Linked DNA regions of Mus musculus: region 2 is linked to region 1. The links are chromatin loops, found by intact Hi-C in ENCODE. Cell type or tissue: heart. All regions are shown on one strand. Links, peaks and the distances in the headings refer to the core of each region. The heading gives the core; the rest is flanking DNA. Region 1 overlaps Cdk14 (cyclin-dependent kinase 14). Region 2 overlaps Cdk14 (cyclin-dependent kinase 14).

Region 1 (16,274 bases), core at 7,601-11,600:
AAGTCTAAAGGCAGTTAAAGTGTTTATAGAGGGCTAGAAAGAACTCAGAGGTGCAGAATGCTTGCCACTCTTCCAGAACCCTGCTTAGGTTCCTAGCGTACATACTAGGTGGCTCACAACTCTGATAATTCCAGCCCCAAGGGATCTGACTCTCTTCTGGCCTTGTGGGCACCTGCACATGCTTCACACACACACACACACACACACACACACACACACACACACACACACCACATAAATAAATAAATCCTTTTTTAAAAAGGTTTTATAACCATTGAATTAAGTTTGCATAAGGACTTAAGCATTTAGTTCCTACTTCTCTGACTATTAATGTGAGTAAAATGCCTTCCATGGCTGGTGAGATGACTCTGCATATTGGGCCAAACTTGACAAGAGAGATCTAACTCCTACAACCTTCCACACATGTGCCGTGACAGATGTGCACACATACATACATATATACATACATACATACATACAAACAAATAAACAAGCAAATGTAAGGTCATTTTTTTCAATGTCCTTCCAGGGTATCCTTATACTCTCCTAACACATCTCTACACATATAATAGTCACTAATCTGCCATTCAACATCAATGGTGGGGTTTTCACGGGAGGGGGTGTTGTTTAGTTTTTGATCCTAACACATACACTGAATATCTACCTCATTTCAGCGATAGTTAAAAGAAAGTCGGTACCTGTTATGGTTCAGATCAAGAGTAACTCCTAGAGATCCCTGCACCAAAGGCTTAGTCTCAGTGGGTAGCATTATTGGGATAGTTGGAAGTGCTGGAGACTTTAGGAGGTGAGCTGAAAGAGGTCACTGGGCTGTGCTTTTTCTCTTGCTGTAAGTCCTGTCTGCTTCCACACTTCTAAAAGTTGAGCAGCTTTCACCCACCATGCCCTTCTACTGTCACATTCCTGTTTCATGGCCAATGCAGCAGCCAACCATGGACCAAAGCCCTGAAGCTGTGAGCTAAAATAAACGTTTTGTCTTTGATCTTCTTTCCATTAATGTTTGGTGACAGTGACAAAGTCTAATATAGCACTAAGTGAACTGAACCCTTATGTTCATCTGAAAACATGAAAGAAAGAATGTATATAATGTATATAAAGAATGTATATAAAGAATGTATGTAGCAATGGACTGAAAACGTGAAAGAATGTATATAAAGAATGTATACAGCAATGGACTGAAAACGTGAAAGAATGTATATAAAGAATGTATGTAGCAATGGACTGAAAACGTGAAAGAATGTATATAAAGAATGTATATAGCAATGGACTGAAAACGTGAAAGAATGTATATAAAGAATGTATGTAGCAATGGACTGAAAACGTGAAAGAATGTATATAAAGAATGTATGTAGCAACGGACTGAAAACGTGAAAGAATGTATATAAAGAATGTATGTAGCAATGGACTGAAAACGTGAAAGAATGTATATAGCAATGAACTGAAAACGCAAAAGAATGTATATAAAGAATGTATATAGCAATGGACTGAAAACGTGAAAGAATGTATATAGCAATGGACTGAAAACGTGAAAGTATGTATATAAAGAGTGTATATAATGTATATAAAGAAAGAATGAATATAAAGAATGTATGTAGCAATGGACTGGAGATTGACTTGGTGTTAACAGTGTTTGCTATTCTTGCATAGGAGCTGAGTTTGGTTCTAGTTCACATACAGTGAAGTGACTCCTACTTGTCTATAACTCCAGCTCCAGAGATCTGATGTCCTCTTATGATGTACAGGTTCCTTATGAGGAACCAGGCATGCATGTGGTATATTTAAACATATCTAGGCAAAAACAAAAACAAAAACCCTCTCATAAACATAAAAATAAACGCATCCTTTAAAAAAAAAGGAATATCCATAGCCACTTTGGTTAAACTTAAAGCAACTTTGGAGTAAACAAGTAGATAATTTATGACACACTTATAGAGTGAAACACTATTGATTTTAATGAGCTACCAATCAACAAAACAATAGGCATGGCCTCTAAGTGCATATTACTCTGTGGAGAAGTGTTTATAAAACAGCTGGGCACTCTGGTTCTAACCATGCCAGATGCTGAAAAGAAAGCTATAGAGGTGGCAAATACGAGGAGTGGCTGGCAGTGGCAGAGTGATTGGTAGAATACATACTTAAAGGTGTGAACGTGTTCTGTGTGTTACTACAAGGATGTTACTATGTGATATCGTCTCCACAAACAGCAGAAGGAATCCTCATACAGACTGTGGCTTCAATTCATAGTGGCATATCAGTATATTCAATTCATAGTGGCATATCAGTATCCCGTGATCATTTGTAACACAAGTGCCACATTCATACAAGATGTGGATAATTAAGGAAAATCCCATGGCAAACAAGACCCTTGTCGGAAATAGCTTTAATTTCTAAACCATATGCAATTGAACATATAGAATTTTATTGAAAATTAAAATTTAAAAATGATGTGAAATTGAAAACTTTAAAAATAACTCTTAAAAACGTAATAATCTCCCTTTGGACTCTCTTTCCTACTACCACCATTTCTACAGAGACAGCCGAGGGCCTGAACACTGCCTTCTTTAATGGTAACAGAAACAGTCAAGTTTCATTCAAAACTCCAAGTGAATACATTAATAGCCTGCAAGGGTCTTTTGTTGTTGTTGTTGTGGCTAATTATAGCATTTAAGAGCTTTCCCCTAAGTTTTTGAAAGCTGAATTCAGACTCTCACATGTAATTCACTCCAACATCTGGGATTAATTGGCAGTCTTACTCAATTTCCCTGGGAGGAATTCTTGACAGATAACTGTAATTGCAAAAGCAGTTTCTGAAATTTCTATCCCAGATGAGTAATCAAGTCTTTAGGAGTTTGGACTATGAGAGTGGTAAACACTCTATGTGGTCATTTTTACATTCATATGTTGTTAGTCTTTTCCAACCCATGAGTAATAGCATCTGTAAACAATGACAGGCTCATGGTACAGATATTATGTCAATCGTAATTAGTCATCTTAGATAAAGAGCCTATTAAAAATAATTGCCAATTTCCCAATATTCAGATTCATTCTACTGAAAAAATTATATAAACTTATCTGTTACAATTTGCATACAAGACCCTCTTTTTGTAAAAAAAATAAAATAATAAAATAAATAAATAAAATAAATTATCCCTAAAAACAAAGTGGTTCTAAATTAATCACTTCTGCTGGGTATGACAGTACTTGAAAGTAATCCCAGTATTCGGGCTGATGCAAGAGGATTATGATCCCAAGGCCAGTCTAAATTACATAGCAAAATCTTGCTACAATATTTAAGAAAAAAAAAACAGTAAAAATTAAGAATAAACATCTTGTGGTAATGGTTTGTGTGCACCATTTCTCTACCATAGCAAGTCAGGCAGGAGCAAGGCCACAGTCAAGGCCACAGTTTCTCCTGGCTCTGAAGGAATCCCCAGAGAGGATTTGAATTTAGTTTTTACACAGTGTTGTTAGTGATGCTCACAGGCATTTTACGTAAATACAAGAATTGCAAAGGACTGCAATGAGGCCATTTTCTCTGTCATAGAAAAGTTTTCCTGGAGGGCTCTATGGGGCCCGTTAGAATCCCAGGAGCCCCGAGCACATGCACTCCGTTAAATGAGCCAGAGGCTCACCCAGGCATGAACATACACCACAGACCTAGAGCAGGCCAGTGTGGAGGGAAGGAACGAAGTCATGTGCTCCCGTTACACTGCAAAATCCAAGCCCCCATCGACTGTGCAGGCGAGTTGTAGTTATGGACATAATGCCTTTCCTTATGAGTCCTGCAGTAATTTACATGTTAATGCATCCATGACATAAGCTGAAGCCAGAACTCTGGCATCGTGTAGAGTACAATTAACGGTAGCCTTCTACAATTTCCTGATGACAATTTATTTGCTTCTTTCAGCGAGAAAGAATATGAACTGTGGATCTACCAAAAAACATAATCAGCAAGTATTAGAAATATTGCTAGTAAAGGGCAATATCCTTAATCCCTGTGTGACCGTGTAAGTATTATGATAGTACTAGAAGATTATTTATCATCATGGCTATTAATACACTATTAATAAAAAACAATTTACTTTCTTAGTATCTACTTAGAGAAGTTCATAACCCACACCCCCGTTAGCATCAATGGCACAGAAAGAGCCACCTCCTTGTGAAGGATTCAGACGCTCAGCAGTGTAGAGGAACTGCTTGCTAGCACACCATTTGACTCCAGTTCTCTCAGTCCACAGTCCCGTTCCTTATACTATACAGTGTGACCTTTACTAAAGGATACTATGCTGTTGTACTGAAGGAGAGCAGCATTAGACTTACTGACTCACACCTCCCCTAAGAGTATTGTTTGCAAAACTATTTTGGCAACATCCCCTACCAAGACCATTCCAACTCAGACAGGGGCTTTGGACAGACCCCTACCCAACCTTTCAGGAATTACATGGTTCTTGGCAAGTTATATCCTTTCCCTAAGAGCTTGGTTTTCCTCATGTATACTGGGGATAATGCCAGTAGATGCATCTCACAGGGCAGCTATGTGAGTCTGCTGAAGTAATGAATCCAAAGTAGGAAGTCAAACACCTGGCTTATAATCATTGCAGAGGCAATATTGTGTATTACCCTGACACTGAATTTTCTAAAACTCTATCTGCCAGAATAGGCCCTCACTTCCTGACACAGATCACAAGAATCTTTGTTTCCTAAGGTTCCTTTATATTTACAAAAGGTCTTAGTCTTAGTTAGGCTTTCCATTGCTGTGATGTGTCTAAAGGAAAGCATTTAACTGGGGCTGGCTTACAGTTTCAGAGGTTCAATCCTTTATCCTCAGAGTGAGAAGCAAGGCACCATACAGGCAGGCCCATTGCTGGAGGAGCCAAAAGTTCTAGCTCTTAATCCAAAGGCAGCTAAAGGGACTGTATCCCACACTGTTGGAGCTTTAGCATAGAAGACCTCAAAGCCTGCTCCCACAATGGCATGCTTCCTCCAGTAAGGCCAAACCTACTCCAACAAGGCCATACCTCCATACAGTGCCACTCACAGAGGGCCAAGCACTCAAACATGAGTCTGTGGGGACCAATTACAACTACACAGTCTTGGACTTCCTGGCAACACATATGAAAATGTTTTTAGTTATTTCACAAAATCTTGTTTTTGTTTTATGAGCAAGAAATGGTTCCTATTTATTTTTTACTTCCCACGGGGTGGGGGGCACTTACTAAGTGGCATCTACAACATGGCACCGAGTATTTGAAATGACAGTCTGGAAGAATGATTTTTCAGTCCCAAGCTCACATTACAAGAGTAGTGACCATCACTGGGCATGGAACTTGTCCAGCCTTCACGGGAACCTCACACAGGACAGGATAGATAATCTCCCCAACTACACAGTCCTACTAAGTGCCAGGGCACAGGCTAGAAATGAGATCAGGTTAACACAAGCCTCTGCACTCTTTTCTGCTGATCAGATAAAGAAAAGATTCCTAGCACTTTAGAAGTCCTTGTATAATTCCCTCTAAACATTATTCCTGAGTTAGAATGATTTAAATGCCATAGAGGAGTGTCTCCTGGTAGTTTGTAAAAATCATGTGTTCTTCTGTGGTCTTCCTTCTTTCAACCATCATTATGTTTTTATATTTGTGAATGAAATTCAGTGCTGAGAGTAAAGGTGGAGATATGGATTGGGAACTTATCAAAGAATGGGGAAGTCGGCACAAAGAGAATTGGAAAAATCATCACAAAAAGGTAAGGGGAGATCCTGCGAGGCTAATTCATGTTCATTAGAAAGTGAAGCCAGTCAAAGACAATAGATTCCTGAATGGTCGAAGATGCCAACCACCGAGAAGAAGACTTAGGGGGGCCACCTAGCAAAGAAGAATGCTGACTGCCCTGTTATCCCTTAAAGGTCATCCTAGTTCTCCAAGGTATCCACTGTTTATCTGAACCTTAGTGACCCTGAGAGCCTGAGGGAAAGGTGCCTGAAGGAACGTTTGCCAGTGACATTAGTGGCTTCCCCAGGAATAAACAACTGCAAGTGACAGGGGCAAATGGTTCAAATTCAACAAGTTAAGAACATTCAAGGAATTGGGAAGGTCATCATTTTTTATAACCTTCCACTGAAATATTCTCATTTTACTTATAAAATTCCATAATACATTGGTCTTTATGCTGGAATTGTTGTGTTTGTCTTACTGTAGTGTATTATTGTCCTTTTATGAAAATCATCGCATCTGCAAACGGACAAATGTCCAGCATGAAAATGTTCCTCTTCCTATGGATGGAGGTCAACAAATTGCCTCATAAAAGTGACAGTCTTCAAAAAGTCGGAATTCTAAATTAATATACATAATTTAAGTAACCATTCAAAATATTGTAAAATACCTTCTCGCTCTTCTTTAAGGACTATGATTGGATTTAATGGGGCCCACACAACTGGAAGGTTACCCTCATGTTTATTTCTCTGAGATTTTTATAAGACATGTATTTCAGCAGGTAAATGCAAGACACAGAGTGTGCTTACAAAGAATGAGTCCTCTAAAATAAGCCTCCCACTTTCAGGGAGAGACTGGATGTATGAATGTGCACGTACATACACACTACGATAAAAATTAGAACTGTATGGACTGTTATTACATATTATCACTAAGGCAGGAATTAAGAACTATCTAAAAGTATGGTGCCCAAGTTACACCTAAACCAGGAGTGGACTTTAACTTGGAAAAGACTGAAGCACACACGAGAAAAATGAGAAAAAATTATAATATAGCAGTTGTCCTGTCTTGTCTTTCCATGTTAGGTACAGATTAGCTCTCAAATTTCTTTTGCACAAATTATTCCACTATGAGGACAATAAGTTCTGCCATATTAATTGCTTTATGAAATAGTACAATTCTTAATATTAGCTAGTTCATTTTCTCAATATTTAATTGGTGATGAGTGAACTCCTACCAGGCAAGCCTTGTTTGTTTTCTAACATTCCTGAACCTGTAGAGAGGGCTGCATGTATTAAACTGGCGCTGATGTTGGTATGTTGGTCTGCAGCTCCTGGCCAAGACAGCAACAGAGCAATTGGAGCAGTCAAATTCAACTCTACTTGGGATCTTTTATATTTATATAAACTATTCAAGTCACAGAAACATTCTGATCAAGAAAGTAACAATAAATTTTATGTATTCCTTTGACATAAAAATTTAGGATGATTTTGGAAAAATTAGCATTATTGAAGTTTCAGTATTTAATATGATATCCTTCATTCTTTAAGCATATCCTTAATCTAAAAGTGTTTTGAACAAAAATTTAAACCTACAAAGAGCAAATAGCAATTTTATATACATAAACAAGCACAATTTGTCATCCAATCTTTTATTTGCTGCTATAATACTGTGTGTACTTCTGTATTTGAAGGAAGATATAATGAGGAAAACATGGGCATGCCGTTTTAATGACTTGATAAACTTTTATACTGCTTTGGGACTTCATGAAGCACATAGGTGAATCTGTAAGTACTGTGAAATATTGTAGATGTTCTGTGTAGAGTTGTGGGTAGAAGCTTTATGTGTCATTGGAGGGCAGTATGTGGCTTTTTATACTTCATAGATGAAATACAGTGCAAAAGCTAACTTAAGGTGACAGTCTGAGACTGTTCAAGCCCTTGGACTTATCCTACAAAGAGTGTTTATTCTTTTTTAGGTTACAAGAAAGTAATTGCATTGATTTGTTTTGTGAATGTGGCTCAAAGGGTGGCCAGCAAGCTTCCCTTAAGGCTGATACTTCCCCTACTGCTGGAGCCTGCCCACATGGCCCTAAGCTACACACACACACACACACACACACACACACACACACACACACACACACACACACACAAAGGCTCACAGATAACAGGACAATTGCCAAGCTTTTGCTGAGTATTTCCTTTAATTCTTTTTCTTGGGTCCTGTTCAAAATGTTAGGGTTTTGGTTTTTTTTTTTTTTTTTTTTTTTAAGTACTACTATCAACTCAATGCTCTTGGGTATACCCAGAGAACTGACTGAGCTGGCAAGTATCCAAAAAATATAAATATCCCATACTCAAGTTTCCTTTTATTTGTCCTTCTGAACTTTTCCCACAATATACTATATAGTGCATTTCTCTCACATGTGCTATTAATTAAGATTTTTTAAAAAACAAATCAAGATAGGAATTATTCAATGGTTTTAAGAAGAGATCCATTGCATTCTAAAATGTCACAAGAATATGAGCAATGCAGAGAAATCTGAATGGTTTACTTTTCTGGTTACTCCACAGGAAGATGGGATCCAATTCTGAGGTGAGGCCAGCATTCTAAGGAGCTGAGTCACCACCAGGCCTCTGTCTCCTCCACATTGACGACTCATAGGACTTTGCCTCAGGTCTGAGCTCTACTGATCTTGATCATTCTAACACTCCTCCCTACAACTCAGTTGATCTTCTGTAAATGATAGGACCAGATTACATGATCCCTTGCGCTCTTCCCAGACCTTACAAACTAGGATTAAACCCTTCAGGGGCAAGATGTCTACCCCTTCAGGTTTAGTATAGCATAGCATGAGCTTAATACCTTTGACCATACAACTCTCACAATGGCCTATCAACTTATGCTCTCCTTACTTGCTGATGCTCCCAAAATGGATGCATTCAATACCTAGTTCTATCTTCCTCTTCCTTAATGCTTCCATATAGGTCCCAAACACAATGGTAATTTAAGAAAATGAAAAGTAACCATAGAAACAAATGTTGATCAGGACAAGACTCCAGTTCACAGCAGAAGAGACTTGTGGTGAACACAGGATAGGCAGTGTTTGCAATTAGAAAATTTCTGAGCAGCCTCCATACCCACTCAGAAGGTAGAACTCCCTCTCAGCAGGCAAACTGGTGGGGTTGGGTGGCAGGGAGAGTATTTCTACTTCAGCTAGCTACTTAGCAACAACTCTCCTCTGTTCATTTCTCAGACCACAACGTATGACTATAACCATGGTTCCTTCCACTCTTAATTCTGAAACAATCGTGGCCCAATTAGTTGCTGCTTAAAATCTATTAACTCACTACCTAGTCTCTGCATTAGCTCCATTTTCATAACAGTAGGGGAACGCAGGTATCTAAGGAGTCTGTTCTTGTTCCATACCACAGCCTCTAAGGTACCAATAGGTCATAGATGAGCATATCTGTCCAGAAAGCTTAATGTAGTTAAGCACGGGAATATAAGTGTACAAGCATGTAATACTTGCAAAGAACAAAAAAGAAAGAAGAGGAAAGGGAATATCACTATTAAAGGCTACAGGATGTCAGAGAAGAGGCAGTGTTTAATGCGGTCTTTAAAAGGTGACTCGAGTAGAGTTGATGGTCTGGGGTAGGGACAGGCTAGAAAAAGCAGGTACATTCATTCCTTTGCCAGTACATTCCTCCACCAGCTGCTTCTCCCCTAGCCAGCCATAAAAATTCAACCTGTCATTTGCCACATACAATCAGCTTCTTAGTTGTACAAGTTATATAATGATTTTTTTCTCATATTGAGTTACTTTCTTGTATTGAACAAACAGTATGTTATGATTATAGCTCTTTGTCAAAAACTGACAGCCCCTGGAGATGGAAACTTGTGATCTCAGCATCTAAGGAGACAGATGTCCCAAAAGATCCTGACTTGCCAATGGTTTCCACCTTACTCTACAACAGGCTTTGTGCCTATAATCTTATAATCCAGTTTGCAACATATGAGTTTTCTCATTATTTAACTTGGTCATCTTTTATAAGTTTGAAAAATTAATCCTTTATCAAACACATTACTTGGCAATATTTTCTTCTGATTTGTGACTTGTCTCTTAGTTTTCATAGATCTGTGTTCAGGGACCACAACTTCAATTGATAAACTGTCATCTTCCATAAATTTGGCTAATCTCTAATCTGAAATCACAAGGCTTCCCAGCAGGTCTGTGTCCAGAGATTCTAAACTTTTTATATTGAATACACAAACTTAGTATTGAAATTGGTATTGGTTGCAAGGTGAGTATTGATCTGTTTTGCATTCAAACATCTAATTGTCAAGAGTAACAATTTTTGTAAAAACTACTTCTTGTCCACTTAAGATCAACTGTCTAATTTGTTAGCATTAAGTGGCTCATAATAGCCCTATAAAGACCAATGATTCCTCTAAAGTCAATAGTTATGTTTGCTCATTGGTGGTATAGTAACTCATACCTTGTTCATCTTGGTCAGTCAGGTAAAAATGTATTAATATTCGCACAGCAAAAACAAACAAAAAAAAAACATCAGCTTTCTGTTTAACTGTCTTCTCTACTGCATTTCCGTTCTCTATTTCACTGATTCCACTGTGGTTATTATTCTCCCTCTGTTTTGGGGAAATAAATAAATAAATGTGATGCTCTTTTCCAATACGCTTAGAGAAAAAGCTTAGATTTTAAGTTGAGATCATATTTCTTTTCTAAAATGTATGTTCCAGGCTCAGCTTTTCTCCCAAACACTGACTTATCTACATCCCATGAATTTTGATGATGTTTTTATTTTCATTGATATCAAAATATCAACATTCATTTTTATTTTATCTATATATTATCCAGAAATGTGTTGTTTAATTTTCAATTTTTGAATTTCACTTTTGTTCTTCATGTTCAATGTAATTGCTTAGGAGACAGAAGTGACACCTTGATGAACGCAGTCCTCTGACACAGACTTCTGTTAAGGTTTAGCCTGTGACGTATCCTCGAGAATATTCAGTTTGCTCAAAAAATGCATGAATGCACATTTTACTTGGAACTATGTGTCCAGTTGGTCACCATATCATTTCTACCTTCTACATCTTGGTTGGCTTCTTCCAATTGATATTCCAATATTTGGGGATAAATGCATGAGTAAAATTGTTGAAATGTCTATTTCTTTTATGGTCCCCCTGTATATTACAACTATTGTGTAAAGTTTATGCATTTCTAATGGGGAGATCATGCTCATGGCAGACCTTTCATCACTGTAAAATGTCCCTCTCTGCAGGAAAACTACAAAAGTATCTATCGGTATTTATTATACTTTTTATCTTGTCAGGTTTCCTATGATTAATGTTTACATATCCTACTCAACATTTACCCCGATGAGTAGCTAGAACTAAAGCTCATCTCTTCTACAAAGCATGGAGTTAACTCTTCTCTTTCTACCCAGTCTGGAACACTTTTCTCTGGTGTCCTGAATGCAGAGAGTTGAGATGCTAGAGTTCTATCCCTATCCACTGCATCTCTTCGGGGATGCTCAAATGTTTCCGTGTTCCTACTCACTGCCTTCATCTTCTTCTCCATACATTGAAATAAAAGCATACTTTGTTGATTTTTAATCATATTATTTTCTTTGTGATTATTCTGAGGAATAATCATACATAGGTTGAGTATAGTTTGCTCCAGGTTAATATTGTCTTAATATTTATTAAATGTAGCTTTTTCTCTCCCACATAAATATTATCAATATGTCATATATCTAACAATGTTACAATCACTACGTGAAATAGTCTAGTATCTTACAGATTGTATAAAATATTATAGAACTGTTTATATTTATTCACATATTGCCATTTCCAACATTCTAATTTTTTATACTAAAAAAGTGGATTCGTTGCCAAGTGCACCCAGCCTGGCATGTGCACCCAGCCTGGCATGCTTCGCTTAGTATTTCACTCAGGTTCTGCTGATTTGGACATAGCTCTGGCCTCGTTTCCAAAGGATTGTTTTGTTAGATGCAGAATTTTAATTGACAGGTTTTCATTTCCTTCTCTTTTGTTTTTTGAGTATGTCAGTACTTTCCCTTCCTGCAACTGCCACTGTAGATGAAAGGTCAGCTCGTGAGTACAGTTTTCTCTGCTATAATGAGTTGCTTGTCTCTTCCTACCGTCAAGATTTCCCTTTGTCTTTTTCTTTATGCAATTTTACTTTTAAAAAAATCTACCAGTGGGTCTCTTTGTGCTTCTTTTAATTGTAGTCTTTTGACATGTTTGCAGTCATAGGATTTTATGGTGATTTAAAAAAATCATGCCTTGCCCAATTCTTTCTCCTCTTTCCATCACACACAATGTATCTGTTTTTCAAAAGAAGCATAAAAAAAATCACATTATTTGGTATCTTCATTGACTACTTACTAAACATAAAAAAATATCTCTTAAATATGGACCTTGAAGATCCATAAAACACCAAATTCCATCAGTGAGCATGACATTAGCCATGAACTTCTGTTCATGGTGTGTCTACCTTTGACACTGCTGGGTAGCATACAGGGTATGCAGTACAACAATGTCACATCTCAAATACTCAGAAGTAGTAAATATGTGGCAGCAATTTTAAAAGTAATATGTTGCTATGTTAAAAACTATCCTACAAGGAATAAATACCAAATAGCTTTATATCTATAAGTTATTAATATAACTTTATGATTTTGCAATTTAGTTTAATTAGCCAAGAAACTTTTAAGTGAAGAATGCATTATTTTCAAACAAACGCTTTAGTTAAAAACCTCAGTTAAAATTGCTTTCTAGAAAAATATGCAACAAAATACAATTTATTTATCTCTAGGCCTCATCTTCTTTTATGCAGCTTAGATACATCCATACTGACATATTAACTCAGGATTGTTGAGAGAAATATATTCGGTAGCATGTTTAACAGCATGGCTGGGTAAAAAATGAAGAAGTACACAGGAAAATTTAGACAATTTTAAGTATTCAGAAATCTGATTTTAAATAATAGTACTAATCTCAATCTTTTACCTACTGGAAAAATCCATAATTGTATCATCCGTGTTTTAAACACGCGCGCGCGCACACACACACACACACATACACACACAGAGAGGGAGACAGAGACAGAGACAGAGAGACAAAGACAGAGAGGGGGAGGAGAGAGATGCTATGAGATTTGAATTTACCATGCTAAAATAGTTCTTTTAAACCATTAATAATATTCCTTTATGTCTGTCAGTGAGTGAAAAAAATTAACATGAATTGCTATAGAACCTTTTACAAATGACAGGCAAAATTTTGTAAATGGAAGGAAAAAAAATCCATGAGTCTAGACTATGATTCTAAGTAAGTTTATGTAAATTGACTCAATTGTTATTCTTCATGAGACTGAATACTGTAATGGGTGTCTGCCAGCTAATAGCAACAAAAATTGAAAGCTGTTGTATCATGTGACTTTACAGCCTGTGAAAATAGTAGTTTTCTTTTAGTTAATTCTGAAAATTAAAATTTTTCTTTTAGCCAAGCAGCTGCTTTCTTGGCTGGTTAAATTTGAAAAAAAAAAATCATCTTGTTTTGTCAACTGGTAACATAAGGTAAGATAGTATATTTTTGTATTGAAGACCATTTTGGAAGGATTATATAACAACTGTCACCTGAACATGCTTTTAATTGCCTAAAATTCCCCATAGACCTCTTCAGTTTTTAGCTTGCCAAGCTATTAAAGATGCTACCTCATGTAATTCTCACAACTATCCTATGCTAAATGCAGATAAGAATTATCTCTCAGGTGCAGGTAAGGAAGTTGAGACTTGGGATAAATAAGTAGGCCTTTGTGAAATAATGCCTAGTAAACAGAACTGTAACTGGAGGCTGGGACAAGTGTGTATATAAAGATAACGCATTTCTGTAGACAGTTCATGTCAGAAACTAAGAAACTGAAAGTACAAAGACTGAAGTATTTCCTCATGACCAAAGGTTAGTGGCACAATCGCCACAAGCCCTCAACATTCTCTGACTGATATAGTGTCTTTCCAAGTCTTCTCTCTCTCTCTCTCTCTCTCTCTCTCTCTCTCTCTCTCTCTCTCTCTCCTTCCCTCCCTCCCTCCCTCCCTCCCTCCCCCCCCCTCACTTTGATCGAATGAGTTTGTATCTCAACAGTAACACAGAAAGGATCTGGAATGTACTCAGGCATTTTGTTGCTTAATCTTTATTGAGTCTCTACTATGTGCTAGATAGTTCACCAGACTCTGTATCTAGTGTTGGTGTCCTTTGACAAAAATATCTGGCAACTCCAGCTTCTTAATTTGGAACATGAGGATGATTAACTTCAACCTACATCACAATAGTGAAATATTTAGATCATGTGCCTGAATATGCCCATAAGGTCTCAATTGAGGCATAACTGGTCTGTGACCTCAACAGCCTGGCCATGTAAACAAATGGCATATGAATGCTGGGTTTCAAACTTGCGCCTGTGAGACTGAACTCCCTGTGATTTCCTGTCCTCTGTCATTCTCCATAGGCTCTTTCTATTCCTCATCCCTTGTTCCAGGAAAAGCGTTGGATGTCACCCTGAAGGTCCCATGCCCAGGGCCATTGAGCTCCATGTCTGAACAGACACTTCACCCAGCAAGTTGTGCCTCCTCAGAATCACACACCTATCTCCTAAAAACAGCACTTGTCCTTTTTCTCCCTAAGTATTTCATTACCTTTTAGTCTCTCTTACACCAGCTACATGATCTGAACCAAAAATAGAGAGATGGATGGAAACATGCTTACTGAATGGCGAGAATCCCTGCAACACACCTCTTACTCATACCAAGGACTGAATTTACTGAATTACTGAATGTAACTAGCAAACTTAAATTCTCTAGACAAGAGGGTCAGCTATCTTTCCCTGTGGAAACCAAAGCCTCCTTCAAAAATGCTATCCTATGTTGGTATCTGATGATCAGCACGGAAAGGGAAGGTGAGTATGTGTGTGTGTTGGGGTGGAGGTGGGTACATCATCCCCATCATATGTCTATATAACCCACCAAACAATAATCCCTGTTCAAACACCCAAAGGCATCATTCAAGGCATCTGACTCTGAAATTTAGGTTGATAATTAAGATCTCAGGGCAGCTGAAGGATGGATATTCAGTACCTTCAGTACCAAAGAGACCAAAACAAGAGAATATGGAAGAAAACTCATACCTCTACTAGTTACTCTTAGAGACACCAGAGAAAGTGAGAAAGTAACTCTTCTTGGTCCTTCTTTTTCCTTAAATCCACCATCTATATTTTCTTTTGAATTTTATTTCCTAGTAATGGATTTTTATTTCCAAGAAATCTCATTCTTTGATTGTTTTTATTTGATAGCATCATGAACTTAAAGATTACATCTTCTGAGCTCAATAAAGTTAGTAGTATTTTTATTTTTTTTTTTTATAGATGAGGAAACCAAGGAATGGAAAAATTTTAAGGCATTCTCAAAAATCATACACTTAGGCAGAAATCCAAGCAATTTTGAATCTATATATGTTGGGCTTGAGGGTTCATACTGAAATAGTAGACTAAGCATGATGGTCACTAGACCTATTGACTAAAACTCAATTTAAGAGTCAAGCTGGAACCTCGCCTGGCCACAACCGAGAACAGATCATCTCTGTGGCCTGCCTTAGCTTCCAAAATAGCACATATAGGGCTATTGCATTTTATACAATACTGGCTTTTTTTTTTAATCTGTCAAAGAACAAACAAAAAACAAACAAACAAACAAGCAAACAAAGAACCCAGCTACTTGCAGAAATGTCCAAGTTCAGCTCAGAACTGATAAATCCTAAACTTATTAAGACCAGAGAGAGATAATTTACTCTGTCACCTACTGCATTTGATCAAATGATGTGTTAATGTAGAGGAAAACATAGCTAAAACTTCACTTAATATTCTCCTAACAATTCAATATTGACAAGACACAAATATAGAACCACAGCAGTCCTCTCAGCCCTCTCCAACATTGCTCTCTGGATTTGTTACAGAGGGTGATTGTGGCCTGGGAGCCCCTCTTCCCCTCTGTGCAAACTCTCTCAATGGAGTCCTTCTAGACAGCCAAACACAAGAGCACCTGTGTCAAAGAAGAGAAGGGGGGGGGGAGGGAGGGAGGGAGGGAGGGAGGGAGTTAGGGAAGGAGGGAGGGGAGGGGAGAAGAGAGAGAGGAAGAGAGGGAAAGAGATAATGAGAGGGGGAGAGAGAATGAGAGAGAGAGAGAGAGAGAGAGAGAGAGAGAATGACAGGGAGACAGGGAGAGAGAGAGGGAGAGGGGGAGCGAGGGAGAGAAAGAAAGAGAGAAGGAGAGAGGAAGAGAGGGAGAGAGGAAAGCCCTGTCAGCAATGAGAGGTGCTTTCTCTCCATTAGGGGGATGGTGGGAGGTGTGTCCTGGCATCCAGCCCTTTGACAACAGGACTTAGTTTATAACCAAGAATGATTACACACATATCAACTCAGTCCTACCAGAGAAGATATATATTCAT
Region 2 (16,274 bases), core at 6,430-10,429, 81 kb after region 1:
TTGTTACAAATCCCTCTGATGACTGCTGTATTTTGTATACATATACTACAAAGACTCCTTTTAATTAACCACCTCAGTAATCTACCTCTCCCGTAGGGTGATGGCTTGGCCTTATGTTCATTCTACAGCTGCTCTCAAACCCGTTTGTCCTCAACAGTCCTCTGGAATCTAGTAGATCTTTGCTGACAAACTCATGCAGCACAAGAGGCTTCAGTAGTTTAAAAATGGTCTTCTAAAATCGTAGGGCCAGGAAGAAAATATCTGGGCACATGCGCCCAAGGCCAATCACAGTAAACAGACACACGGTCACCCCATGTGAAAGCAAGGCATGCCAACACCAATGGGAACTAAGGGGATATCTTCCCCAGCTGCGGGTTTTCACACTTCATTTAAAAACAGAAGCGACAAGAGTTATATAAGCAGGCCTTCCTTGTGGTGCTTGAAAACACTTAAAGAGAATAAATCATCACAAATACCAGAATAAACTGGTTTTTTTCTTCCAATGAAGTCAACAGAAGTTAAAATGTTGATGTAGGTGAGAGATGAAAACACAGAGACAGATTCATCTGAATAAGACTAGCCCACTTACCTTTTTTTTTCTATTTGTTCTTTGAGAATTTCATATAGCATATTTTATAAAATTCTTTCCCACCCTTCAGTTCCCCCCAGCTCCTCCCTGCTCCCTTGCCACCGACTTCATGTTCCTTCTCTCTAATACAACAAACACAAAAAGCAAAACGTAGTCACTAAAGAGTCAGCATTCAATTTATGTTGGTTAACTGCTCCTTAGCATGATGTGTGCCTGATACCTCCAACATCACTCCACTAAAGATAACTGATTTTCCTTCTCCTAACAGCTATCTTTTGCAAATGGCTTCTTGGTTTGGGATGGGGCTTCCCCTCCTTCATGTAGGGATTTTGTCTGGCTTGAGCTTGTGAAGGTCTCGGGCATGCTGTCACAATCTCTATGCATTCACATGTTCATTTGCTCTGTTGTGCCTAGAAAAGACTGTTTCTTTTAAAATCATCTATCACCACCTCTAACTCTTATAACCTTTCCACTGCCACCCCTTCTATGTAGATCCCTGACCCTTGAAGGGAAGACTGTGATAGAGACATCCCATTCAGGGCTGAACACTCCAAAGTCTCTCATGTTCTGCATGCTATTGAGATGTGTTGCTCTCTACTATAAGAAACAGCAGCTCCCATGAAGGTTGAGCGATGCATTGTTTTATGGGTATCATTGGAAGTAGTTTTACTGCTATGTTAATTTTTCAAAATAATAGTAGGCCTTCACTGGGGCTGGATACATGAATTGCTTGGTTCTAGGATCTTGGCCTCATTAATAGTATCAGGCATAGTTCTAGCTCATGGGGTTGGCCCCTCCATCCTTAACAGAAACTTGCTAATTTGTTGGTAGACCCTAACTTGGTTTAAGAAGAGAAGATAATTTAAAAAAGAAAAAAAAAATAATAAAAGTCAGATAATTCAAATGGCATTAGAGGCTTCAAAAGTCAGAGTCTGACCTATGTGTTTTGCTTGCAGCTATGTAAAACCTAGACAACTGTTTATTGACGCCTCAGCAATGGATGTGAAAGAGCACAGCTTAATTCGGTTAAGCCTGGCATGCATTTACAGTGAATTCATTCAGGTTGAAAATTGTCCCTTTGAATCAGCCATTTCCTGGTGATGGGCATGTCTCTAAGATCCCAGAGTGGCCTTTGCTACTTGCTTATCCCACACTCATGGTAGAAGGCAGCTACCAGAAAAGAACGGCTGTTAAAGACACCAAGTTGACTCATGTCAAATATGCCGCACACATCCAGTAGTGGCTAGGTCATGGTCTTCTGATGCTCATGAACAGAGTATCTACCACAGGACCAGTGCAAATCATGGGATAAGCACAATGATGACAATAGCAAACACTTGTAGGTATTTCTGTTTTGTTTTGTTTTTCTGTTGTATGTTATGCCCATGGAAGACTAAGAATTTTCTCCTACTCAACAACTACTCTCAAAATCACTCCTAATAAAAATCACCTAGTCATTTACAAGTTTTATGCAGTGTTCCCTCTCCCCAAAATATTTATTTTTTTCTAAATTATAAAGCAAAACAATTCTACCTTTAAGGGAATTTCAACTAGAAAAAGATAGATAGACACAGAATTATGAAGAATAAAAGGAATTTACAACTCTGCTGGAATAATACCCCTGAGTGCCACCTTTGCTATTTTAACCTGCTGGGTTGAAAAGGACTGCATCCTCTCTTATTGCAAGATGTGGTTTCTCTTTTTTTTCCCCAATTAGTGTGTGTTTGCAAGTCTATTTCTCTGTGCAGCCATGTAGATAAAAATGGTTCTATGAACACATGGAACAAAGATAGAGGGTGTGTTAACTATATGTAGATACAATGATACGTGTATGGATATTTTACTATTTAGCATCTTTTGTTTTTTGCCATAATCAAGCTCTCTATAACAATATTAACTAAGACCCATAACTCAAAACAGCATACAATAAGCCTCTTAAACATTCTGTGTCTCAGCCTTCTCATTTGTTAAACAGTAAACTGTTGTACTTAGCAGTTATTTTGACCTTTACTACCCCTAGCCTGAAAATGGTCCCAGATAACAACTAGTGAGTGACTTTAAATATATCAAGTACCAGACAAATGAAACCACTTCTTTCTGTTTCCTTTCCTATGCAATTCCTCCTCAAGAATTTAGGATTCAGAGAGTGTGGCGGTGTTACACACCATAAACACTTACTTTGGTATCTCTGGTCTCAGATTTTCATTACCTGTGAGATCACAGAATCATTTATCAGTGATCCAGCATGAACATTCTGGCTAAGCAATCGATCAAGCAACATATGGTGCAGCAATGTGCACTGTAGGACATTGGCCAAACTTGGTTCTATTAAACAGTATCTCTGTCCCTACATGAATATCATTGCTGCAACCACAAATGCTCTACGAACTACATCCCTTTTAGATTGTGCCTCACAGTCCATCCTAAATAACTGCTGCTGTCATCTATTTACATAAGCTACACTACGCTTGTTTTCCTAGATTTGGTGGGAGCAACAGGAAGTCCGTCTTTGTTTTTTGTTTGGTTGTTGTCATCTTTCTCATGTGCTAATTATATTTCAGGCCCAAACTGTAAGTACTTGGGTATATAAACCATGTTTTCTGTCTCTTTATTGTCCTAAAAGATAAAAGTATGGCCAAGAAATAAATGCTCTGCCAATAACTACTCAATAATAAGCTTTGCCTTTAACTAAAAGTAGGCTATGTGAAAAATCACTCTCAGGCACTGCATTAAAGGAGACACCCCCTGAGTTGAGGTCTTTTCTGGTCAATGGAAATCCTTTCACCAGCTATTCCTGCTCACAGAGTTCGATATCCATTAAGGTGATCCTGTTTTCAAGTGCTTTTTTAAATATCAATTAATTTTTGTAAATAGTAATTGCATAAAATGATTGGTTACATTATCACATTTTCTCACACTTATTCAAACACACTCTCCCCCTTCCTGCCGATCCCTTCCTCTTTGCAATAATCCTCGTCTTTCTCACGTCTCTTTTTCTCCTAAATCTACACTCTCCACCTGAAAGAAGGAGGAGGAGTAAATGTGATGCTGTGGTTCTGAGTATGACTTATTTCATCCACTTATGATGATCCCTACCCATTTTCCTGCAAATGGCAGGACTCCATTCTTCTATGTAGCTCCCCATAAAATTCCATTCTGTATAGAACTGCACTCTGTTCATCTACTGATGCTGAGCAACAGGCTCCTCTCTTGACTCTCACAAATAGTAATGCAATAATCACAAACGTGCCTGCATCTCTCTGCAATGCTAACTTTAGATTCCCAGAAGTACATCCCTAGGGATGCTGCAAGCTGGATCCCATGAAGTTGTGGCTTGAGTCTGAGGAACCTCTACACTGACTTCCACCACAGATGCACCTACCACACATAAAGACTTCTTTTTCCTTTATTTTCACCAGGATTTGTTACCATTTCGTTTCTTTGGGATAATAAAACTTGTATTTCTCTACTGACTTTTTTCTGTGGATCTCACCTAATTCTATTTGATCCATGCAGCAACTAATAGACAAAGCTGAATGGAAATGGACAAACCTGCACCATGTCATACTGACTCAGGAACTTCAGTCTTTCTGGAATCTAATGTTTATTATCAAGAAACGAAACGGGAAGCTGTCTTATTGGTGCTAATGGGAATATGTATGTATGCCTCAAGCAGGTGAAGTTTTGGCAAATATTATAAGAATAATTCTAAGGAGCTTTCTCTACTATAATACTTATATAGTAATGGCTTTATGTGAGCTATAGTTTGCCCATAGGTCCACAGAGGTGTATGCATCCACTTATAAACCTTTAGTATCTTCACTTTTTAAATTACCAGGATAAATTTAAAGTAAAGCTTAATGATGCCTCACAGCAAAATAAAAGTAGCATCCCTGTTACTACTTGAGGTCTACATAGGGTCTTGGTCATGCTATTATCCTGGGGAGTCACACGTCCTCTATCTCATGCTTTAAATACCTTGCTACAGACCAACAGGACTGACCCAGGACTGACCCTGCCTGGAATCTCAGGCCCACCAGAGCCCTACCACATTAGAATCTGAATTTTAACAAGATTTCCTATGGATTCATAACTGAGACATGTATTGATATATTTTGCTGATATGGTCAAATAAAAGAGAAAAGTCAACTCCTTCAGAAACACACTTTCTTCCGATTTGTGCATGCCACAGGAGTGACGAGCATATTGCATCTTTGGGTAACATTTCTGCTCAAGTGTTCCATAAAATACGATGGCAACTTCAGATAATTAATATTATTTTAAGCACTAAAATAAAGTTTCCTAACAATATACAATCAATGTATATATAGCCAATGTGTATAAACATCCTCTGTTTAAAACAAAAAGGAATGAGATAAAGTTAAGAATGAATAGAATAGACAGATTATTATAGCATACTTCCTGTCTATATTTTGATGTACTTATGTGCTTCTAGAAAAGAGATATTTGTATGTGTTAAAATCATGTCTATTTTTTTATTAATGTCATTAACACTTTTCTCATGAGAATTGAACCCAAAACTGTGCTTTGCTAACGTATCAAGGATTATTTGGTATCTTTGGAGTAAGCAAGTTTATAAAGAAGTTAGTACTGTATCTATAAATAAAAATATTCAAGCCATCGGTGTGCACAAAGCATTGGGTACCACCTGCAATAAGCCCTACCATCAGGAGAGAGCCCTCTGTCTACATGGCAGACTGGAGTAATCCTCTCCAGACTGAAAAAGCACATGGGTTCTGACTCCTACTCCATGGAAGGCTGAATCAAACACTTCTCAAACAACAGTGGTCCCAGGAAAACTTTAGCAAGAATCCCAAAGAGTCAAAGAAAGTTTATACAAATTCTCTGACTCCTGCTTGATATCCCCAATCATAATATGGTTAGAGAGAGAGAGTGCGTTCACATAAGATGACCACATGCATAGCCACTGTTGGGAGGCAAAACAGTAGAATTTACAGATGTACTTTCTCCCTGACCACATATCTATAGTCAGAAGGGCCAGAGGAGGAGTTTGTGTAAAGCTGAGACTCTACACATGGCAAGGGGGTGTCTCTGTCCTGCTGCTCCGCAGAGTGAAGACTCTGCCAACCTAAAAGAGTCCCCACTGCTGCAAGCAGAATGCCCACTCTCCACAGAACTGAAAAATTAAGCCACGCAAAGTGGCTCTCAATGCACAGCTAATTAGTTTCTTCATCAAGACACTGTTCCCCTAAAGCTGTCAAGAAAAAGTCTATTTCTGTCCTAAAGGACATTTTTCTCTTTCAAAGAATGTACAGGTTTAAACACAACTCTTTATTATGATTATTATTATTATCACTATTATTATTGTCTCTGTCTTTGGTCTTGTCTGAGAAAGGGGAATAGCAGTGTATTTTCAAAAGACCCTCCATTATGCATTAGGGGAAAGCAACCTGGCCAGGGAGACTAACTAACATGAACTACAGCAATTTAAAAACTGAGACCGTGTGCCATTTAAGAAGTCCTAAAAGCAAATCAAATGGGATAGGTCTGAAATCAGTGTTCTATCCTAACCGGGATAGCCATCTGCCCAGCCTAGAAGGCCTACTGTTTGCATTTCACTTTTTAACAGACATCCTAAGAGACTCCAGAAGCTGTCATCTGTCAGAAAGGCTGTGCAAAGGTCAATCCCGGGCATCTTTGGAATTCTGTTGTCTCACTTCTGAGCTTCACTGAATTGCCGCTAGCCTGTTTGTACTGTGAACCAGGACAGTTCTATCTCCACGTTTATACCTCTCAGAGAGCTCTTTATTTGGTCCTACATGAAAGATAAAGCAACATTAAACAATGGGAACGGAAAAGACTACGCTAGTGGAGGTAAGACTGATCCATTAGGACCTGAACTCTTCTCACCTGGTAACTATCTGAACAGTATTTAAGAACAATGATATAAACACTTCAAAAACTCTTCCTGAAGAAGAACTAAAATGCCATACTACCATCTTATTCTGAAACACATAAAAAAATAAACACAACTTCCATCGCCTCACCTGGATCAAACACCTTTTCTAACAAAAATAATGAATGTTTTATTAGTCCTTGGGTAATAACTTAGCAATGGTGGTCAAGATGTGATGTTGCAGTGTTTAAAATGTGATGTTTACCTTTCAATGAAACCAATCTAAATTCTGGAACCATAGAACCCTGGAAAATTTAGAACAAAACTGAATTCGAGTTTGACAGCCGAAGCTCTCGCCGTTTGCAGAGAGAATTTTGTGTGAGTCACTAGCCACACAGAGCTCCTGAAGAGAGACACAGGGAACAATGTGCCTTTGGGAGAAAAAAAAAGCAAGTGTCTTTCAATACAGGTTTCACAATTGGTCCGTGTACTGGGAAGAGCTAAACCTTCAGCAAGAACAGCTATCCTGTATAATAAAGCCGCCCGCTTCCATGAAGACTTGCTCTGTGTACCCTTGCCACAACAGAAAAGTCAATACTGACTTCTCAGTAATCCAAGGAGAATGGAGCCGAGATGGCTGGATGTAAATATCCTGCTGTGTGTCTGCCACCTGAAACAAGCCCGGTGCTTCCACAGGCATTTCTCTGCCAACGTGTTATCAGGATCTCATTTAGTAGAGGAGCTAACTGCTGGCTGAAATGGCTTGTCGATTGGACAGAAGAGAACCTCTCCAGACCACACACCCTCTCAAAGTCTGGCAAGGGAAAGCAGGGAACAGGAGCATGCTGTTACAGCTTCTGTTTTATCTTCTTCAGTCCTGTAAAGTTCAGAAATGCTCATATGTGCCCTCTAATGAAGCAAACTGGAAAAGAATCTGGGATCTGGTGCGAAGGTCGTTGTTAGAAAAGAGAGACGGACACTGCAGGTCCCTAGATGCTGTGACACTGGTAAGAGTGGAGGCTCCCAGTCACGGAACTCATCTACAACAGTGACTATGAAAACTACCTTTAGCACAATCTCTCAGTCTCCACCAAGAGCCACGGGAGGGCACAATGTCATCTCAGTTTCAGAAGTAATTAAAACGAAACAGGCATGAGCTGGGCCACCCGTCCAAGGCCATGCATAGCATAAACACGGGAGCAGAGATTTATTGCAGGACCAAACTACAGAGCAGAAGCTCTTGACCACTGTGCGCACATCCCCTACGTTCTACATCCTAGATGGATTAAAGGATGAGCCTTACCTGCAGACCCGCCCACCCATGCTTTCACCGCTCCTGATAGAAAAGAAAAGGAAATCCAAAGCTGCACAGAGTCACTGGCACGTAGTGTTCTGGCCGCCCTTCCTTCCTCCCCTCCACCTCACCACCAAAGTAAACAGTCATTTAATTAATCTGATTCCGAATCTGCCTCCTATGCCGAGCCAGGCTATAATAGAGAAAAGCAGAAGAGTGCAACGCATTAAGAATCATTAAGGACAGGATACCATGTGTGCTGCAGGCATCTGTAATCGGAGCACTTGGCCTCAGCTATATATTGAGTTGAAAAAGTCAGTATGACAACATGAGATTCTGTCCCAAGACCAAGGCCACTGAGAAAGGTGGGATGACCCGGATAATAAACAGTGTTATGCTGAATCTTGCTCCTCTGTGCCTTGAACAGGGAGTTACCAGCATAGATACAAACCTGCCAGTGATCCAGTACAGAGATTGTCAAGTCAGTTGATAGCAAACAGATAGCAAACAGGCTCTGGATGGGGCCGTAACCTGACCTTCTAAAAAGGAAGCGTCTATTGGGGAAAAAAATAATCTCTTGGATTTAAAAGGAGCAGTGTGTAGGGAAATTCAAAAAAGAAAAAACTTTATTGATGAAGCTAAGCTTGCCTGTGTAATGAAAACCTGTTTATTGTGGTATCAAGCATATAACCGCTCTCTATTCCTCCTGACAAACACAGACGCTATCTAGAGGGGTTCTAGTTGACTGTCCACTAAAAGCAGGATTCGGGGCAGAAGGTAGCCCACAGAGTACATAGGAAACAACCACCACCATCATCATCGTCATCATCATCATCGTCATCATCATCATGGCCTTTGCTTTTACAGTTACAATGAGTAACGCACTGCACAGGAGGTGAGATCTTAATATTAATGACAAAAGTCACAATCCAGCTTCACAATGAATATCCCAGCTGATCGTTGCTTTTATCCGCAAATATACAAGAAAGCAGTCCAGTTACTGTGCCCAATCAATCACACGCAAATAACCCAAAAACCAGTGGGCAATTCCCTTGGCGGATTTTGGACCTCCTTCCTTGCTGATTGGAGGATCTTGTTAGAAGCTCTAAGTTATCTGCTAGCATGCCCATATGGGGCCTTGATTCACTGACACCCTATGCTAAGGAGGAAAACTGCTATCTTTTCCATATTAAAATCCAAGTATACTCTCCAAGGAATAAATTCCCAATGTATGGCGCGGTATCGTGAGCTGTGAAGACACGCTAAGTAAGATTGGCCAAGTGCTATGTCATTGCCCTGTACCTAGCAGAGGCCAACTCAGAGGCATAGAAAGTAGAACCAAGGTTGTCAGGGGTGAAGGGAAGGGAGAATGGTAGAAATATTTAATGACTTGGAATGATGAAGAAGTTCTGGACATGGATAGGGGTAATTATTTACCACAAAACACTGAATATACATAATAATGCCACTAGACTATAAATTTAAAAATGGTAGGTTTGGCAAATTCTGTATAATGTGTATTTTAAACACAGTTTTAAAAAAATCAAAGCATACAGTGTCTCTCTCACAGTTACCAAAATGGAAAAGCAAACACTCCCCACAGATTGTTTTTCTTCAAAATATCTTTTAAAAACAAGATTCTAAGATCCACGAGGGCAGAAACCAGATAAACCTGTTCCATTCATCATTGTCACCAAGTAGACTCTCCACCAAGGCTTGCATGTGAGTGACTGCCTACAATAAAACAGGCTCTCCTGAGCCGCCATTCCACCATCTAGAACGTTCCAAATTTACTTCTTGTGAGGTAGTATTACTATACCTAAGCTTCTGGCCGCTCCTCTCTACTGCTGCAAGTATGTCTCCCAGCATCTTATACAGAGACACTGAATGCCTGCATGATGAAGACAAGTGTGGTTTTAAAATATATGTCGCATCACCACACCACTAGCCCCCTTTTTAAACATCACGTTTTGCAGATATTCCATTCCTCCTGTTGTGAGATGAAAAAGAAACAAAAAACAAAAACCTCGCAGTGTACACAAAGTGAAGGTAGAAATATAAATAGCTAGAACATAGCACTCTCAGAAGACAGAAAACAGACTCATCTCAACAGACTTAGATATAAAACACCAGTTTATATTTCTCTTTCCTTTTTAGAGAATAATAAACGACTGATCGAAATACAAGAAAATTCCAACTCTCCTTTGAACAAAATCCAAATATTCATTCCTAGAAATCAAAGCCCAGTTTTATGCTTAATTTTTAATAAGTACAGAGGCTCCTCCTCCAATAAGTCACTTACTATAAATCTTAGATTCCATCTATGTTTTTCTCGATTAACTTATAAGGTAATGAAGTAGTCTTTCTTACTTTTTTGTATCACAAAATTATATAAAAACTACTTTCTGATCAATATGCAAGTTATTGAAAATCTGGTCAACTAATATTCACTCACTACAACATTCACATTTCAAGTTAATTCCTAAGTTCAAACATACAAAGTAAAATATTTTAAAGCAAAATATCAAATGCTGACACCCTTAAAATTTAGCACCCACATAAAAGGTAGACCCAGACAAATTCACAGGATCATCTAATGTATTAGTCTCTTATGTAAACAATATGAAAATATATCCTTCAACTTCAAACCCCCCTGGCTACTTAATACCATGCCCCAATTAATTAAGTAAATAGATATTCATCCTCTGTCAGGGTTTATATTTCAACCTTGCTTGTCATCTTCTTCATGAACAGGCAAGCCTCATTTTGGTGTAGCCTGTCTACTAGCCCAGCCTTTCTTGTATGCAGGGGTTCTCCATCAGCATCTATAATGCTAACAGCCCACTAGTAGAGCTAGCTGGCACTTCAAGCAGAACTGCATGAAGAATTATCACTTCTATGCAGGAGAGCAAAACCATTACAGGTATAAAGATGCCAAGTGGCAACACCCTGACCTCTACTCAGAAACACACACTCAAAGCAGGTGCATGTCAGGGCTCGAGGAGGAGAAGGGGTAAGGTGATCAGAGAAGCAGCCCCGGATTTCTAGTATAGTAGAGATATCAATTCTACTCAGACCCAATCCAGCTAAATTCACAGACATCAGTTTACCCAAAGGAAAAGTGGTCTCCCGTCCTTCAGTTGATTGACTCAGAGGGCATTCAGCTAAGCATAGCCAGGCAAAACCATATGCAAGATCTCTTTAAGCTATAAAAAAAAAAAAAAAGGTAGACTAGTTTCCAAAGAAATCAGACTCGGCTATGGCAAAGAAGCAGTCACTGAACATTTTCTTCATCTTATCTGCTCCTGGTGTTTACAAACTCCAGGCAATAGCCTTGGGAGCCTCCGGGGATTCGCTGAGTAACCCCGTCGGATCCTTAATTTAAATACCCCATTATCAATCTCTGCTGGTTTTGGCAGTTAAATAGAATCGACTGAGTGGCATGACATGCACAGAATGAATCCTTTTCAAGTTGTAAACGAGTGAGTCAGGATTCAGACTTGCCGAGATGCTCCAAATTAAAGCCCTTGCTATGATTCAGGCATGCTCTGTCTTACCGTTTATGCTGTTGTCTCTCTTGAGCCGGATTCACCTGGAACTCCTTAACATATCTCTAGCAATGTGTTTGCACCAAGCCAGCCTCAGACAGCAACTGAATTCACATCTTTCTGCACTAGCAAGCTGAAATGGTACGGCCGTACTACAACCAAGAAAGGGGGAAGCACAAAAAATTCCAGAGATCACCCAGAGAAGCTGATCTCAGTGGAGCAAGACCAAAAACAAAAAAACAAAAAAACAAAAAAACAAAACAAAAAACGTTTCAGAAGAGCACAAAGAACATGCTAACAGTCGGTCTTGAAAGCTTTAATAGGTCAATTTTTTTTTTCCCTAGAATGATCTCTTTTCTTCCTCCAAACACGATGGACTTGCCTGTGGGGTTCCCAGGAAGGCAGAGTGAGCGGGCTCTGCAGCAGCATTGCAGCCAGAGGAACCACGCATATGCTGTCCAGGCAATCCACTACACCCTGTCTCTCCAGAAAGATATTGATTTGCAATGCAGTGCTGCTTCAAAAGCATACAGAACGGGAGGCAGACAGCTCGCGGTAATTGCACATGAGGAAAAACATTTAATCAAAGGGATGCACTTTATCCTGCTCAATTCAATTTTTAAAGGCACTAGAGAAAGCCAGAAAGTATCCTGAGTGACAGTGCCATTAAATCATCATCTGAGGTCCTAGAGAAGGCCAAGTTTAGGCTACCAGCGTTCATGTTACAAATGCTTGGGAAATGGTTTGATGTGTCTATATGCATAACGTTTGTCATATGTAAATGAGGCATAATGAGGACTCTAAAATTACCATGCACCAAATGCAGGAGGTTAGATTTTTTTTTTTTTTTTTTTTTTTTTGCACAGGTGTAGCACTTACTGAACCAAAGTGACAGTTGCATAATTATGAGCCTGAAGAATTACTGATGGGCTTAGGACCCATGACAGCATCAAAAAACAAAACAAAACAAAACAAAAATCCAAAAAACAAACAAACAAAACAAAACAAAACCCTGCAAACCAGGGCATGCAATCTTTAAGTAAATTGTGCCAAGTCATGCCAGAGGGTACTGGGTGGCAAAGGAAAACTAACTGCTACTCTCTTAGCGCCCCCTACAGGAGAGAGGCTGATCTCTCCCTCATACTTGAACTAGGATTTTCTATGCCTGGAAAGAGAAGCACCATGGTTCAAAAATTAGAGTAAGGTACAGCAAAACTGAAAAATAACTTACAGAAGAAATTTTAAAATAACATGGTAATCTATAATTATAAATATTCAATTTTATGGTAAATTTAGTAATGAGAGACGGTAACTACTGTGCTAATGGTGAGTGGCCAGTACTCCCCAGGCGCTGGGCTTGAGTCTGTGTGTTGCCAGAGGCTGAGGAAGAGACCATTCACCCATCACAGCCCAGTGGATACAAATGAAACACTTCTCCTTCATAAGACGTCATCCTCATCACTCCAAATATCACCTGAGAAATAATCAACTTGATTTTTTTTCTGCAACATGAAAGAAAAAATAAAATATAAAAAAATAAAATTTTCATTTAAATAAAAACTATTATGTGCTTTTTTCTTTATCAAAGCTAAGAAATAAACACTTTTGGGGGAGGGGTGCGTATGCATAAATATGCTTTGGCAAGCCACAAGTCAAGTTCAGATGCTGTTTCTCGGAAGCTGTCCACCTTTTTTTTTCCCCCTCAGTTTCTCACTGGTCTAAACCATTTCCCCAGAGCTAAGGTAATAAAACCTCATGTGCTGCCATGCCAGGCTTTACACAGGTTCTGGTATTGCATGGCAAACACTTTTCTGATGAAGGTAGCTGCCCACCCCAAGTTTTTCCCTAATATCAGAAAGTATTTTAATTGTGTGAACCACGTGCCTGAAGAGTAGTGGTCGTCCAAAACATCTTTAAGGCCTTGAGATTCTCGATAGGGTTGCTCATCCTTCCAATGCACAAACTCTTCTTTGGCAAAGCCAACACTGCTTCAAATCTGAATCATGTAGGATTTAATTATCTGTCACATCCTAAAATGCTCTTTTATTATTGCTACTGTCCCCATTTTAAGGCTCTGAGTACAAACCATGCCAATCACCGGCTTTTTTCATTACTCTGTAACACAAAGCGAGGCCTCTAAAAACATTGATTAATTCTTAAACTAACTCATCAATTTTTCCCAACTCCATGTTTTGGGTCTAAAATTATCTTAGGTAAACTCCTTCCCACAATTCAATGCTTAGGTTCCATGTCAGCTTAGTCACTTGGCCACAACAGTTCTTATGGTTTGTTCTTCCTGAAACTGTGGGTGAACTAATGTGGTATGCAAAGGGTTAATGCGACAAACCATAAAAATAACAAAACAAAACAAAACAAAACAAAACAAAACAAAACAAAACAAAACACCTCTCTATTTACTCCACAAGCATGCACTTGTATACACAGCACTGTGAACAGCTACATACATTCTCTACATCCAAGGAACTAAAGGAATGATGACAAATAAAGTGCCTACTATTCACAAGGACCTGAGACATATAACAGGTCATATTAATGTCTTAACATTACAGACATATAAACGCATAGCAAGCAAGACATGAAATTATCTGTAATAATCAAATACCAAAATTAAATTTGCAAGTAGATTAGGCTAAATCTAACTCAAAAAGAAACTTCAGATAATGATTTCAAACACTTATAAAAGCTATCCGAAAATGATTCTAAATAAGTAAAACAAGTTATAATAATGTAATAAAACATGCTTATTATTCTTCTAACAGAAGGTCTCATTATGTAGCCCTGGATGGCCTTCAATGGTCCATGTCTGCCCTCAAACATTTCATCCTCATGCCCCAGACGCCAAGCATCCCTGGCGATGTAAGTTTTTGACATAAGCTCCCTGCTGTATCTCAGGAGACTCTTTAGAGTAAGTAACATAAATCTGAGGAGCCTGGGCTCTGCTTGGATGGGAAAAGCACGTGAGCAGCCACGTGAAGCCTCAGCCGGAAGCTGGCTGAGCCGATGGCCAAGCACAGTGGCAGCAAGAAGGTTCAACAGTAGAGCTTAAATGGTCGTGTGTCGCGTACCAGGAAATCGGGCATTTTATCCCATGGGAAATGGTGGTTGCCTTGATTCAAAATGTCCATCTTAAGGGAATTATAGACAGATAGTGGGCTAGGTGGGGCTTTTCAGTTTTTAACAAGGAACTGGTATAGAAAATAAATCTGGACAAGGAGGAAAGGGAAGACATTCTGGAAGCAAGGACAAATTTCTGGACAAGACCGTAAAGAAGGCAACGGAATTAGGGGGTGGACAGATAAAGAGGTGTTTCAATGCTTGCTATTGACTGGACTGGACATGAGGCCCAGTAAAATGGGGGGAGCTCAAGTTTAGTCCTGAAATTCTAACATCACAAGGAGAAAGTGGGGGCATAAACAACCAACGGATACGAAGGAAAGGCGGCCGGTGGAGAGGAAGAGGTGTTCTGGCAAAGGCATGTGTGCGTTCATGCTCAACAGCACACGGCTTGCTACATGCCTTCACTCATTCCCCTAATATCTGGGGTGAACCAAGGTGCTAGTCCACCTACTTCTAAATCAAAGGAAAATGAAGCCAGAGATAAATGCTTGCAACCAGCCTCAGTCCACCTGAAACTAGAAGATAAACCATTTGTTCCTCAGGCAGGCAGCCATTGGCTGGGCCTGAAGAGCAAGGGCTCCAGGCAGGGCTGGGCGCACTGACTGTGCAGAACTGAGCCTGTTCAGTCAAGCCAGCCATTTTCCACTTCCTCAATGCTGACAACTGCTACAGCCATCTTCACCGTTGCTCTTCTCTCTGCCCTACCACGGTTCTGACCTGCCAATCACTGGCCCACTCTGCTGGCCCTAGCTCTACTTAACTGGACTTCAGCAACTACCTCAGCATAATCTTTCCTCTCCATCCCTAGCCTGCTGCCCTAGCTCTGCACATTAATTTGCTTTGTTCTTCTATTTATCTTCACACAAGAACCCCACCACCACCACCCAAGAATCAGGGGCTTCTCTATGTTAGTCCTGGGTCTTCCTGACACTTTATAAATTGCAGAAGAGCTGCTGGTGACAGGAGTATAAACAAAGTCTGGGGGAGGGTACAGAGTCAAAATGGGCAGGGAGCACGGAGAACTGTAGGGGAAAAATATGGTATCAATAAATACAACTTTAGAGTTGGCCATAAAATAGCAGTCAAGGCAGTGCTGGGACATGGGGCTCATCAGTAAATTAGTCACTGTTTTCACGAATGAAGAACATCTTTACAAGGGACAGTGACATGTATCTGAAACCTCAATGGGACACAGTAGAGGCTACAAAACATTTTGAGATTCAGAGAGAAAAAAAAAGGATAAAAGTTCTTATAAATAAACATCTCATTTGGATTTGTAAAAAAAAATGGGAAAAAAGACTGACAAAGTTTAATCTGGCATCCATGTAAATTCATCTCCGCAATGAAACCGAAGTTAACCTCCCGAAATGCTTCCCTGACTTGAGATGGCTCTTTCTCCAGCGCCCTGGGGAGGTTTCTGAGTGAGCATTTACAGTCGTTAGCTGACTGCTTCTCCAATGCTGCTGCTGCTTCACCAGGCCTAAGCATTGACCTTGGAGTAAACCTGAAAATTCTACAGCTCAACTGCTCTCCATCAATGGCACTGAGCACCCAAACTTTCATATTCGGATAACTGTCATTTAGTTAAAATAGTTCCTCAAAACACTGCAACTCTGAAGGCGCTGAGCTTAACTACTTAAGAGTCATTCAGTAGCTAAGCTCAAGCTATCCTTAAGCCCTTGGTGCTGTTTATGGGAGCGTCAGAATTGAGAATTTGTGTTCTCCTTTCTGCGCCCGGCTTACTTCCCTCAAGCAGTTTTCTCTGGCTCCATCGCTGCTGGAAATGATAGAATTTCCTTGTTATGAAGACTAATGGTGTCCCTCTGT

The links. Hi-C counts contacts between places; a loop is a spot of excess contacts. Peaks named below come from ENCODE experiments on the same cell type or tissue, not always from the same donor. Only the 100,000 strongest peaks of a DNase experiment are listed, where the experiment ranks them.
Region 2: a loop joins it to region 1, with 2.6 times the contacts of the local background. A loop is called at or near these places in 2 of 42 quality-filtered maps.

The regions. Positions count from the first base shown.
Region 1 is chr5:5,172,573-5,188,846 of GRCm38, forward strand. All of the region lies in intron 5 of Cdk14 (cyclin-dependent kinase 14), which reads right to left. Among named protein-coding and RNA genes, the nearest start is that of Gm30151, 190 kb to the right of the region's middle. In heart, for the core only: no CTCF peak of the experiment used is centred there; no DNase peak of the experiment used is centred there.
Region 2 is chr5:5,254,262-5,270,535 of GRCm38, forward strand. The region is part of intron 2 of Cdk14 (cyclin-dependent kinase 14); the gene reads right to left. Among named protein-coding and RNA genes, the nearest start is that of Gm30151, 110 kb to the right of the region's middle. In heart, for the core only: no CTCF peak of the experiment used is centred there; no DNase peak of the experiment used is centred there; H3K4me3 peaks cover 692 bases; H3K27ac peaks cover 1,931 bases.